Linked DNA regions of Homo sapiens: region 2 is linked to region 1. The links are chromatin contacts, found by Hi-C or POLR2A ChIA-PET in ENCODE. All regions are on one chromosome and are shown on one strand. Each heading gives the region's core, a stretch centred on a gene start or an enhancer-like site at or near the end of the contact. The rest is flanking DNA. Distances are from core to core; before and after follow the strand shown. Region 1 overlaps ATP11AUN (ATP11A upstream neighbor lncRNA). Region 2 overlaps ATP11A (ATPase phospholipid transporting 11A).

What was found. Hi-C counts contacts between places; a loop is a spot of excess contacts on that map. ChIA-PET counts read pairs that join two places held with the same protein, here RNA polymerase II (POLR2A). Pooled maps may share reads with other maps.
Region 2: POLR2A ChIA-PET joins it to region 1 with 14 read pairs in BJ. The contact joins two enhancer-like sites. A Hi-C loop is called at or near these places in 1 of 168 maps with a recorded cell type or tissue (sigmoid colon) and 6 of 50 pooled maps. POLR2A ChIA-PET finds 5 or more read pairs at or near these places in 4 of 52 experiments (BJ, CD8-positive, alpha-beta T cell, MCF 10A and 1 more).

The regions. Positions count from the first base shown.
Region 1 is chr13:112,654,299-112,660,690 of GRCh38, reverse strand. All of the region lies in intron 1 of ATP11AUN (ATP11A upstream neighbor lncRNA), which reads right to left. Among named protein-coding and RNA genes, the nearest start is that of ATP11AUN, 10 kb to the right of the region's middle. Within about 2 kb of position 2,455, at least 3 of the 41 ENCODE cell types and tissues checked have a DNase peak (open chromatin) inside an H3K27ac peak, as active enhancers do.
Region 2 is chr13:112,721,173-112,727,433 of GRCh38, reverse strand. All of the region lies in intron 1 of ATP11A (ATPase phospholipid transporting 11A), which reads right to left. Among named protein-coding and RNA genes, the nearest start is that of ATP11A-AS1, 30 kb to the left of the region's middle. RefSeq lists enhancers at 1,978-2,027, 1,826-2,405, 2,406-2,985, 3,712-4,213. Within about 2 kb of position 2,244, at least 8 of the 41 ENCODE cell types and tissues checked have a DNase peak (open chromatin) inside an H3K27ac peak, as active enhancers do.

The DNA.
Region 1 (6,392 bases), core at 1,206-3,705:
ATTATTTACCAAAATAAAATATACACAAATGATTATAAAAAGTTAAAATTTATGAAAACGTATGCACACAAACACAGACTGTACATGGTGCCACTCACAGTTGAGAGAAATGTAAACCAATATGAAGATGCAGTGTGAGGCCAGGTGCGGTGGCTCACGCCTGTAATCCTAACACTTTGGAAGGCCGAGGGGAGTGGATCACCTGAGGCCAGGAGTTTGAGACCAGCCTGGCCAACATGGAGAAACCCCGTCTTTACTAAAAATGCAAAAATTAGCCAGGTGTGGTAGTGCACGCTTGTAATCCCAGCTACTTGGGAGGCTGAGGCAGGAGAATTGCTTGAACCCAGGAGGCAGAGGCTGCAGTGAGCCGAGATTGTGCCATTGCCCTCCAGCCTGGGCGACAGAGCAAGACTCATCTCAAAACAAAACAAAACAAAACAAAACAAAACAAAACAATAACAAAAAAAGATGCAGCGTGATGTCATAACTGCATAAAAATAACTGTAGTGAGTGTCGGGCGCGGTGGCTCACGCCTGTAATCCTAGCACTTTGGGAGGTAGAGGCGGGTGGATCACGAGGTCAGGAGATCGAGACCATCCTGGCTAACACAGTGAAACTCTGTGTCTATTAAAAATACAAAAAAATTAGCCGGGCGTGGTGGAAGGTGCCTGTCGTCCCAGCTACTCCGGAGGCCGAGGCAGGAGAATGGCATGAACCTGGGAGGTGGAGCTTGCAGTGAGCCAAGATCGTGCCACTGCATTCCAGCCTGGGTGACAGAGCGAGACTCCATGTCAAAAAAAGATAATAATAATAGAATAAAAATTAACTGTAGTGAGTACTGTACTACTGCAAAGACTTTACAGCCACCTCCTGTAGCTGTCATGGTGAGCGTGAGCATCCTGAGGAATCCCTTAAAACTCCGTGTGACGCTAATCATCTCCATGTGAACAGGTGTCTCTTCAGTACATCGCGTTCGGTAGGAAACAGTGACCTCTTGCAGTTCTCACGTATTTCTCGTGTTTGAATAGTACCACAGGACCCACACGAAGTGCCACTGGTGATGCTGGAACCCCCCCCCCCCCACAAGAAGCAGAAAAACGTCACCACATAACAGAAAAAGTGGAAATGCTTGGTATGTACCGTAGATCGAGGTCTGCAGCTGTGGTTGCCGCTATTTCAGACGGACGATTCATCTTATAAAGAAAGTAAACTTACGGCATCCATAAGTGCAGTACAGTCCCATAAATGCATTTTCTCTTTCTTCTGAGTTTCTTAATAACATTTTCTTTTCTCTAGCTTACTTTATTATAACAATGCAGTGTACAGTACATATAACATATAAAATATGTGTTAATTGACTTTCGGTCAGCAGGAAGCTATCAGTGGTTAAGTTTTTGGAGAGTCAAAAGTTACCTGGGAATTTCCGACCCCTGGGGAGGATCATCCCTGCCCCTGGAGAGCTTCGGGGATCCCTGTGATCTTTGGTTTATCTTGGCTTCTCTTTTCTGTTTCAGTCTGGACACTACAGAGATTTTCAAAAACTGTCTGTGAGGGTAGATAACATGTATGAATTTATTTCAAGTTAGGGAAGCTGGTATTAACAACATGTGTTTGTCTGAAAGAGATGGCATGACTGTTCTGGAATCCTGTTTTCCTCTGCTGGCCACCACGTGCTGCCTAAGAGGCCTGGGAAGGGTCTGGGAGACAGGGAGGGGCAGGAGGTGGGGCAGGGAGTGAAGAGAGAGAGACAGGTTAGAAACACCATGCTTCCCCTCAGGCCTGTCACATATGGACATAGTCAGGTTTAGACAAAATATCACATATTCTGCTGCTGACAGGGAAAAACAACAATAAATAAACAAAGTAGCACATAAATACAACTCATAGCATGTTCTCTCTTATTTCCAAGTACACAATGTATCGTCTCAAACTGGTGCACTGTCTCACAGGGGTTCCCAATATCTCCTCCATATTCCCGTTATGTACTAGAGGGTTACACATGTGTATGCACACATATAATACAAACCTAGGTTTCTATGTGCCTTCTTTTCTTCCTACCTTCCTCTCTGTCTGTCTCTCTCTCATTCTTGCCAATATGGCTGTGAGTCTCTAATTTTCACTTTATTTCCTGCAACTGACTCCAAGCCATTTCCTCAAGCTACATGAAGAAACACCATTCAATGAAGGGAGAAGAAAGCCTGGAAACGTATCCTTTTTAAGTTTATTCTTTCAAACTCAGAGTTTTGAGGGAAAAAGCTAAGCTAAAAACACTGGCATTTGCAAATGAAACTTCTTCAGCTGCCTGCCAGAGCTGTAAATTATTTAACAAGAGAAATTAAATCTTCACCCAGAAGCCCGGGGCTCTAATCACACAGCCAAGTTCGCTCAGCGTGTGAGCCCTGTGGGTGCACATTCCAAGACGCTGACAGCTGCAGACAACGCAGATGACGTGGGTTTGAGGCCTAGCCCCTAGGCAGGTGGGATGAATCTTAGCTGACTGCGGTGACCGGAAATTAGCAGTGCCGCCATTGGCAGGTGGCAGTGTTCCTCCAGCTGGTGAGATAGTCCAGGCCACTGCCCTGCGACTCGGGGGCTCCAGCAAAAGCCTGGGCTCTGGGCTCACTCCCACCTCCCTGGGACATTCCTGGTTTTAACACCGCAAGTCCCATCCTTCTGGGAACCCCTCAGTTTGGGACTAAGGGGAAGGCGGGTCCTTTGTGACCCTGGTGTCAGGTGTCTCTATGCACATGGCAGACAGACTCCTTAGGAGGGGGAGTCCCGTCCCTACCTCCTCCCCATGGGCTCTACCAGGAAGGAGGCCCCACCAGGATAGAGGTCCCATCAGAAAGGAGGCCCCACCAGGAAGGAGGTCCCATCAGAAAGGAGGCCCCACCAGGAAGGAGGTCCCACCAGGAAGGAGGTCCCACCAGGAAGGAAGTCCCATGAGGAAGGAGGTCCCACCAGGAAGAAGGTCCCACCAGGAAGGAGGCCCCACCAGGAAGGAGGCCCCAACAGGAAGGAGGCCCCATCAGGAAGGAGGTCCCAACAGGAAGGAGGCCCCACCAGGAAGGAGGTCCCACCAGGAAGGAAGTCCCATGAGGAAGGAGGTCCCACCAGGAAGAAGGTCCCACCAGGAAGGAGGCCCCATCAGGAAGGAGGCCCCAACAGGAAGGAGGCCCCATCAGGAAGGAGGTCCCACCAGGAAGGAGACCCCACCAGGAAGGAGGTCCTAGTAGGAAGGAGGCCCCATCAGGAAGGAGGCCCCAGGGCCTTGTCTTGGGTCTCTGTACTGGCTGCTTCAGAAAGACACCTGGTGCTGGCCGCTACCTGGGTCTCAGCCCCAGACAGAATCCAGGAGGCAGAAGAATCAGGTGGAGGATGTGTGTGTGTGTGTGTGTGTGTGTGTGTGTGTGTGTGCGCGCCCTGTGTGGGTCCCAGGCATGGAGAGTGTGTGTGTGGGTGTGAGCCCTGAGTGGGGTCCCAGGCAGACTCCTTCCTGATAAGATGCCCGTAGCCACCCTCGGCCATCTCCACCCTCCATGTCCTTGTCTGTGTGATGAAGAGAATTCTATGACCTCCAGTCCCACAGCGGCTCTGCCATCAGGGACAAAATCGGTGGAAAGTGCCCCTCAAGACGCCTGGAGCTCAGTGGGTGTTCAGTGACGTGCTCCCCCAGACACCTGGCGCTTAGTAGGTGTTCAGTGATCTCCATCTGAACAATCCGCACAGCATTCACAGGGGAGCTCAGGGAAGGCTGCGGACGGGCCCCAGCCACCGGCAGCTCTGAATCGCACCTTTGAGTGGAGACGCATTTGCTCTTCCTGACCTTGACACGACCCGTTTGCCTTAAAGGAGAATTGAGAGGTAATTTCCTCCACTGTTGTCTGAGAGCACCAGCACTTTTTGGATTTGTAATTGAGTCCTGCTTTATTTATTTATTTATTTATCTGAGATGGAGTCTCACTCTGTCGCCCAGGCTGGAGTGCAGTGGTGCGATCTCGGCTCACTGCAACCTCCGCCTCCTGGGTTCAAGCAATTCTCCTGCCTCAGCCTCCCGAGTAGCTGGGATTACAGACAAGAGGGGGCCGCCATCTTGAAAATGATTGGCACAACTGCCTGCATCTATGTCTGCAGCTCGATTTCACAGGCTGCTCTTTGTTAGAAAGGAAAATGATTTGGGGCTGATTTTCATTAAAAGGAAAAACCGCACCGAGGACTTCCACACCCTTACTATCTGCCTAATTTCTTCTTAACTCCTGTATCAACAGTAGACTGTGAAAAAATTAATTTATTTAAAACATTTTTCTAAAATCAAAGGTTTTCTACACGAATTATAGTAAATTATTCTCAAAAAGACCCAAAAGCATCAATGCCAGTGGAAATAACTTATTTGTTTTCCTACCGTATGCTGTATTTGGGGCTGTGGGGTGGGCTGCTTGATCCATTTAGCCAACAACCGTTTTCCTTTATTCATTGGCACTGAAATTATGCAGTTGTACTTTCTGCTTCTACCCACCCTAGCTTTATCTCAGATCTTGAGGTCAGCTCAGCCACCGGCCTGGGGGTGTTTAGCAGTGATAAATAAATGCTTAGTAAACAAGGCACCCACATCAGGCCCCCTGGCAGGAGGCATCTGTCTCCTAGGTTCTTTGCTTTATTCCACTGCTGTGGGATTCCCCCAAGGAGAAACGTTCTCTCAGACGATTCTGACCTTTTCTTGTGGTGATTCCTCTCCCTCTCACCTCCTGTCCACCTGGAGCTAGGAGGGGTTTTGGCTGCAGGGAGGTATCAGGTCCTCCTATGCTACTAAAAAAAAAGCAGAGTTTGGGAGGCTGAGGCAGGCAGATCACCTGAGGTCAGGAGTTTGAGACCAGCCTGGCCAACATGGTGAAACCCTGTCTGTACTAAAAATACAAAAAATTAGATTAGCCGGGTGTGGTGGCAGGCACCTGTAATCCCAGCTACTTGGGAGGCTGAGGCAGGAGAATTGCTTGAACCCAGGAGGCGGAGGTTGCAGTGAGCCGAGATCGCATTGCACTCCAGCCTGGGCAACAAGAGTGAAACTCCATCTCAAAAAAAAATAAATAAAAATAAAAAACCCATATTGAATTATATCACTCTATCATATTCATCTCTCCAGTCTCCTTGTGATAGACGTCCATATTGTATTCATTTTTGGTTATTGCAAAATATGCCAGAGTGAACCTTTGTCCATACAGATCACCATTGTCTCAGCGTGAAGTCTTAAGTGGAATCTCCACCTTAAAAGTGTGCATCTTAATAGATGATTTTCATTTATAAAGTCAAATTTCTCCCCAAAAGATTCTACCAATTTATTCTCCCCCAGCAGCCAAGGAGAGTTCCGGATTCACCTCCCTGTCTCTCCAATGCTGAGGGCTAATCAAATAGGTGTGAAATATTTAATCACTGTTAGAATTGACATTTCTCAGATTCATCGTGAAGTTGGTCAATTGGCCATTTTGTTTATTTCTGGATGCATATTCAGACAGTTTTACCACTGTGGTTTTTTCTTTTGTAAAATTTGTTGCATCAGTAAATTAGCCTCTTGTCATATGTTTGCAAATTTTTTTTGCAGTTTGATACTTGTCTTTTTCCTTGAAGTATTCTCTTTTTTCTTTATGCTAAGAAATGTTACTTCTTTTTTTTTTTTTTCTTGAGACGGAGTCTCGCTGTTGCCCAGGGTGGAGTGCAATGACGTGATCTTGGCTCAGTGAAGCCTCCACCTCCTGGGTTCAAGCGATTCTCCTGCCTCAGCCTCCCAAGTACCTGGGATTATAGGCATGTGCCACCATGCCTGGCTAATTTTATATTTTTAGTAGAGATGGGGTTTCACCATGTTGGCCAGGCCAGTTTTGAGCTCAGGTGATACCCCGCCTTGGCCTCCCAAAGTGTTGGGATTACAGGTGTGAGCCACCCACGCCCAGCTGAAACGTTAAGTTTTTGTAATCACATCACATTGTAATCAATCACATTGAGTACATCCAGGTCCTTGGTCCTGCAGTCCCCCAGCACTGCTATTTATAATAATCTTGAAGACAGCACCTTGCAGGGGTGTGAGGCCGGTGGGATTGCAAGCCAGGAGAGGAGACGCGTGTGCACGCCCTCATGCCACTCTAGACTGTACGGTTCAACCCACAGGATCATCACTAGAGCTCTGTCTGCCTCTGGCCTTCCCTCTCCCTCAACCCCCAGTTAATTGTGCTCAAGTACCTTCTTAATGTGTCTTGTAATTAGCCAATGTAAAAGAAAAAGCAAAGCAAATCGCGTTATCATTATTATTATTATTATTTTGAGACGGAGTCTCACTCTGTCGCCCAGGCTGGAGTGCAATGGTGCCATCTTGGCTCACTGCACCTCCGCCTCCTGAGTTC
Region 2 (6,261 bases), core at 995-3,494, 67 kb before region 1:
TCTCAGTAATTGCTGGTTGAATAAAGTAAATAAATATAGTAAACTTGCTAAAAATAGAGCAGCAAGTTATCACTAGAAACAGCGTTCAGTAGGGCACAGTGGCTCACGCCTCTAATCCCAGCACTTTGGGAGGCCAAGGCGGGCAGATCACCTGAGGTCAGGAGTTTGAGACCAGCCTGGCCAACATGGTGAAACCCCATCTCTACTAAAAATACAAAATTAGCCAGGCATGGTGGCACATGCCTGTAATCCCAGCTACTTGGGAGACTGAGGCAGAAGAATCGCTTGACCCTGGGAGGCGGAGATTGCAGTGAGCCCAGATTGTGCTGCTGCACTCCAGCCTGGGCGACAGAGCAACAATCTGTCTCAAGAAAAAAAAAGAAGCAGCAGCAGCAGCGTTCAGATTTACTATTACCTACAACCCCAAGTTATAGTAAGAAATTCGCATAAGCTATGCAAGAATTGTAAAGCTGTATATGAGAAAAAAAATTTGCAATGTCCCCAGTTTTCTGTGAGATTTTTCCCTATTATCCATGTCCCAAGGAAGATGTCTTTACAATTATTTATTCAGAGGACCTACAGTAGCATTAGGTGGTGCATTTTTTATTCTGCTTGTACCTTTCTCATGGCACACTTTCAGCTTCAAGTTTACAGGTTAAGGCACTGTATCCAATAATTTTATAACACTCTTCACCACTAATTTTCTGCTCCTGTGAGCCCTTCAAATTGCAAAAGCAATGGACTTTTTTTTCCAGTTTGCAAAGCCAGGCATTTGATTGGCTCTGTTTTCTGTCCCCCAGCATCTGCAGCACCCCCGGCTGGAGCATTAGAGAGGACATGGCAGCAGCACAGATGGAGAAGGTCAGGAGCTGCCATCCAGACGGCCCCTTTGGGCTCCTTCACCTCATTCACCTGCAGATCTGGGAATCTGCCGGGAAAAGCTCTCGGAAGTACAACTGCCTTTAGGCCTGTCCCCCAGCACCTATCAACTGCCCCCGGCCATTCTCCCTGCACACAGATGGTGCCCCATGGCCCCTCTCCCTGCATGCAGACTGTGTTTCCCCACAGCCCCTCTCCCTGCACGCATGCAGTGCCCCCCAGGCCTTCTCTTTGCATGCACGCTGTGCCCCCAGCCCCTCTCCCTGCACACAGACTGTGCCCTCTGGCCCCTCTCCCTGCACGCACGTGCTTCCTCCCTGGCTCCTCTCCCTGCACGCATGCAGTGCCCCCTGGGCCTTCTCTTTGCATGCACACTGTGCCCCCTGGCCCCTCTCCCTGCACGCACGCCGTGCCCCATCCCCGGCATACACCTCCTGGTGACACACACTATTCCCTTCAGAGAAGCCTCCTCTTTTCAAGGACCGATTGTGACTCCCTAGACACCAGCTGCGTTTACAGAAGCAGAGTCGGTGAAAACTAAAAGCACAAAGCTTGCTTGGCACAGAGGTGCGGTGAGCAGGCCCCAGGGCCACCGCTTCCCGCCCCCTCCCCAGCACCTTGCTCTGAGGGCGTCCTTCAGGGGCACCCTCGTCACCTCAGCTGCCGGGGAGGGGCTCCTGAGTCTCTCTCAGCCTCCTTCACCCATTTCTATCGTTCTCACCTGCACGCAGGGATCTGTTCCAAACCTCAGCTTCCTGTAACCAACAGGCCACCCTCAGGGACGTTGTCCTTAGTCATCCTCCACAAATAGAAGCTTCTCCTGTCCAAGGAACTCCAGGGATGGGGACTTTGCAGCCACAGCTGTAGCCACACACTCACTGGCTGGGGCATGGGAGGGCTGGTGCATCTGTTCTGCTTACATCTGAGCTATTTCATTACTACACACGAGAAAAGCTTCCCACACTTGGTCGTTAGAGGCATTAAGCACATAGAGCACACACTTGTGCCAGTCACTCCTGGGCACCTAGGCAGAGCCAGCCGCGTGCAGACGCAGCCTATCACTCCAGACTGGTGTGGGGAGGGGTGAGTGAAGGCAGCGGCTGAGAAACCCAGGTGGCAGGGGCCAGGCGATGGGGGCGAAGGAGGCTGGTGCATGCCCGGGCAGTGGGCTGGTGAGGGCTGAGAGCAGAGAGAGTGGAGGGGGTGATGCCTCTGCCCATACCTCGTCTGCTCCCCAGGGGTCTTCTTTTGGTCACTCTGCTCCCAAAGCATTTGGGATTCACCTTGGCCATGGGAGGTCCACATCGTATCATGATCACAGGTTTACCTGTCTGTCCCCACCCCACTGCCTTGAGCCCAGCCCGAGCCTGAGTCAGCTCCCACAAGGGGGGTTTGCAGTGTCTCTTGTGACTCAGAACAGGGTTGACAGAGGGATGGAGTTCAAGTCTTCCCCCAGGTATGCATGGCCGGCAACCTACGGCAAGAGGCGTCGGCCATCAGCTGTTGGTCCCACACCGGGCCCACAGACAATCCACCCCAAGGGAGAAGAAAATGACGTGGGGACCAGGTCCAAGGCCACAGCCCAGCCCACACAGGGGACCACAGGCATGGCCGCAGGGGTGGCTGGAGCAGAGGAAGGCAGATCACCTTTGGAAACAGAAACACTTGGGTCAGACCCTGGCTCCGTGGTGGAATGAGGAACACACCTGGCCTCTGTTCCGGTGCCCAGCATGCTTCAGGACCCTTGGAATTTCCCACATGGCAGGAGTGTTTCTGTTGCTCACCAAGAGCCCCTGTGGACCACACCTGAGTTTATGCTAATGAGGAGACTCAAGATGGGCCCCAAACAGCTTCCTGGGGGGGGGCCGGCCTCACCCCAGGACAGGGCTGCAGCTTCCATCCCCAGCCTGACCTCTGACCTGTGGGGAGAAGGGAGACACTGGAGACTGAACTCAATCTCTTGGCCAATAGTGTGATGAGACCCCCAAGCAGTGATGAGACTCTGATGAAACTCTGGATGCACGAATCCTGGCTGCCGCACATACACGGTTCTGGAGGAGGGCCACGTGACAGCTCCACGGGGACAGGGGGCTCCCAGTGGACCCATCACATTGCTCCCACCATCATAAGCCCCTTGTCTTCAGCACAGTGACCTCCTGAGTTCCGCGAGTCCTTCCAGTAAATCGTCAACCCTGAGTCACAGGGCCCTCCCTGACGTTTATGGCAGGTGCTCAGAAGTGTAGGTGGTCCCTGAGACTTGTAGCTGTGTCTGAAGCAGGCCGTCTTGGGGGACAGAGCCCATAACCTGTGGGGTCCACTTGAACTCAGGGCATGCAGTGTCGGAATGGGGCGATGGTGCCGATGGGGGCGAAGAGGGCGATGGGGGAGAAGGGGGCAATAGGGGCAAAGGGGGTGAAGGGGGCGATGGGGGAGAAGGGGGCGAAGGGGGCGATGGGGACGATAGGGGCTGGTCCACACCCAGGCAGTGGGCGCTGGTGAGAGGTGTGGGCAGGGATGATGGAGGGGGCGATGCTCATCTTCTTTATTTAAAAGTTGAGATCAACTGCGCCACACGACAGGCTTGTATGTACATTAAGTGGTATGTCCCCGCACATGCCACCCGAGCCCGTGTGACACGAGCGTTCCCGGGAATCCACAGGCCCTGAGGGCCTCCGGGTTTCGGGCGAGACAGAGGACCAGATATGCACACTTTGGGAGCATCCAGGCATTTGGCTTCATCAAATAACCTTCAGTCAGCTGCCTAGACATTCAACTTGCAAACTAAAAATAAAATCCTAAGCCCCTTCCGACTGAATGGATCCCTTCTTGGTCAAGGGAACCCCAGAAAAATCTTAAAAACTGAGCTCCCAGCCATGACAGAGGTTACACATACCTCCTTCTACCCCCTCCCTTTTGGGGTTTAGACACAACTGACCAGCATTAACATCAATACAGAGATCATAAAACAAACAGAATACACTCTGGCCAGGCACGGTGGCTCACGCCTGTAATCCCAGCACTTGGGGAGGACAAGGCAGGCGGATCACCTGAGGTTAGGAGTTTGAGACCAGCCTGGCCGACATTGTGAAACCCCGTCTCTACTAAAAGTACAAAAGTTAGTCAGGTGTGGTGGTGTGTGCCTGTAATCCCAGCTACTCAAGAGGCTGAAGCAGGAGAATAGCCTGAACCCGGCAGGCGGAGGGTGCAGTGAGCCGAGATCGCGCCACTGCACAACAGCCTGAATGACAAGAGGGCGGGGGGAGGTGGGGAACTCTGTGGCAATAAGACACCAATAAGACATCATCTGCGTGATAAAGCCCTGGTCTCCACAACCTCTTTACCTCAACCCACGCTCACAGGATCGAAGAAAAAAAACCAGACTCTGTGGCACTAAGATGCCAAATTATAAACAGGGCCCAGTGCCATTACAGATGAGGGTTAAGTCCCGCCTGCGGGCGTCAGACCTGCTAAACAGGGCTCTTTGACCCTGTGGCTGACTCTGACAGGGCCTCCTTATCTTAAACATTCCTTTCTGTTGACTCCAAGTTTTAGATAGAACCTTACTCCTTTAATCAACTGCAAATTAAAGAATCTCTGAAAAAAAATACTTAAAAAGAAAAAAGTAAAGCATTTCTGAATCCGCCTACTTTACTTCAAGTCATCCTGCCTTTCCGGCTGAGCCACGTCGACCTTCCACTCATTGATTTACGTCTTTCCTATGACTCCTGCCTCCCTGAAATGTGTAACATCCAACCAGCCCCACCACCTTGGACCACTTCCTCGATGGTTCTCAGGTTTGTGTTTTTCCAAGCCACGGCCACTCATATTGTCTCAGAATAAATCTTTCTAAAGTATTTTACGTATGTAAACCAAAAGTAAATTTGAAGGGCCCTCACCCATCTGAATGGAGCCCTCCTCTCCGCCAAGGGCACTCCAAAGTTATCCTGAAAACCTGCTTCCGGCCCTGATGGGACTCGGATGCCTCCTCACCCCCTCCTTCCTTTTGGAATTCAGGAAAGGCTGACCAGCACAAACGCTGGCACAGACCTGAAGTCCACTGAGAAACATTTACAATCTATTCATTCTCCCTGAAACTCGCTACCCTGATAAAGCCCTGTCTCCACAACCTCTTTACCCCAACCCAGACATTCCTTTCTACTGATAAGTCTTTCAACCAACTGTCCATTAGAAAAAATTTAAATCTACCTATAACCTGGAAACCCTCTCCCCTGGCCGCCCCCCTCTCCCCGGGCCCACCCTCCTCCCCGGTCCCCCTACCCCCCGCCGGCCCACTTACAGCTGTCCTGCATTTCTGGGCAAAACCATTGTACAATGATTGATGTCTCATGTCTCCCTAAAATGTATAAAACCAAGCTGTGCCCCGACCACTTTGGCACCTGTTCTTAGGACCTCCTGAGGACTGTGTGACAGGCCATGGTCACTCATATTTGGCTCAGAATAAATCTCCTCAAATATTGTGAGTTGGACCCTTCACTGATACAGAGTTTGGTTTTTGCAAACTGTAGCGTCCTTCAGATTGCAGGGTTATGTGGCCCCAGGATATTTAAGTTAAAATGACCCAGCAGCTCCCATGGTGGGCAGTGTGCCGGCCTCCCCTTGTCTGCCACGGCCTGCACTTGGCGCCTCCAGCGGCTGCGGTGCTGACGGCCTGGTGAACCTCCTGGTCGCCCTCACATCCTGGCTCCTATGTGGTCTCCTTCTTTTTGCTCATACTAATCTGAATTTGGGAAACAGCCTTTTTCTTAACACTCTAAAAAAGCAGTTATATGCAATGTCATTCGCTGGGGGCCAGAAGAGGCGGGCAGGAGACAGGTTCATGACCCCGGGAAGCCCAGCCGTGGAGGAGAGGGAGCACCAGCGTCCCACAACTGACCCCGGGACTAACCCCAGGCCCTTCTGCTGTCTTGTGGGACCCTCCCACTTCCTCACTCCTGGCTTCCACGTTCCTCGTTCCCAGGCCACATCCCCGTTCCATCTTTGATGTCAAGTCCAAGAACACGGGAAGCTGTTTCTGTGTCTTCAGCAGTGACCGCTGCAGTGTGCTGCCAGGGTGACACCACCTCTGGGCCCTGCCTGGAGTACCCGGCTTCCCTCGACATATCCAAATGCACACGCAAGAGAACAAAGCCTCTTTGTTCTTAGTGCTTAGTGAGCAAAGGTACGTTTTCTCTTTTCAGCCTTCCTTCCTGCTTCTTTCCCGTAACATTTGTGATCTAAGAGACCAAAACAAACAGTTTTCTTGACTAAGATGGACCCTAACGCTAAGGAAACAAAAGTTACCTGCGGGGCAGAGGGTTCCAGCAACTTCCTAAATTCCTAAGGCTACAAGAAAAAAACACACTCCAACTCCCTAATGAGAGG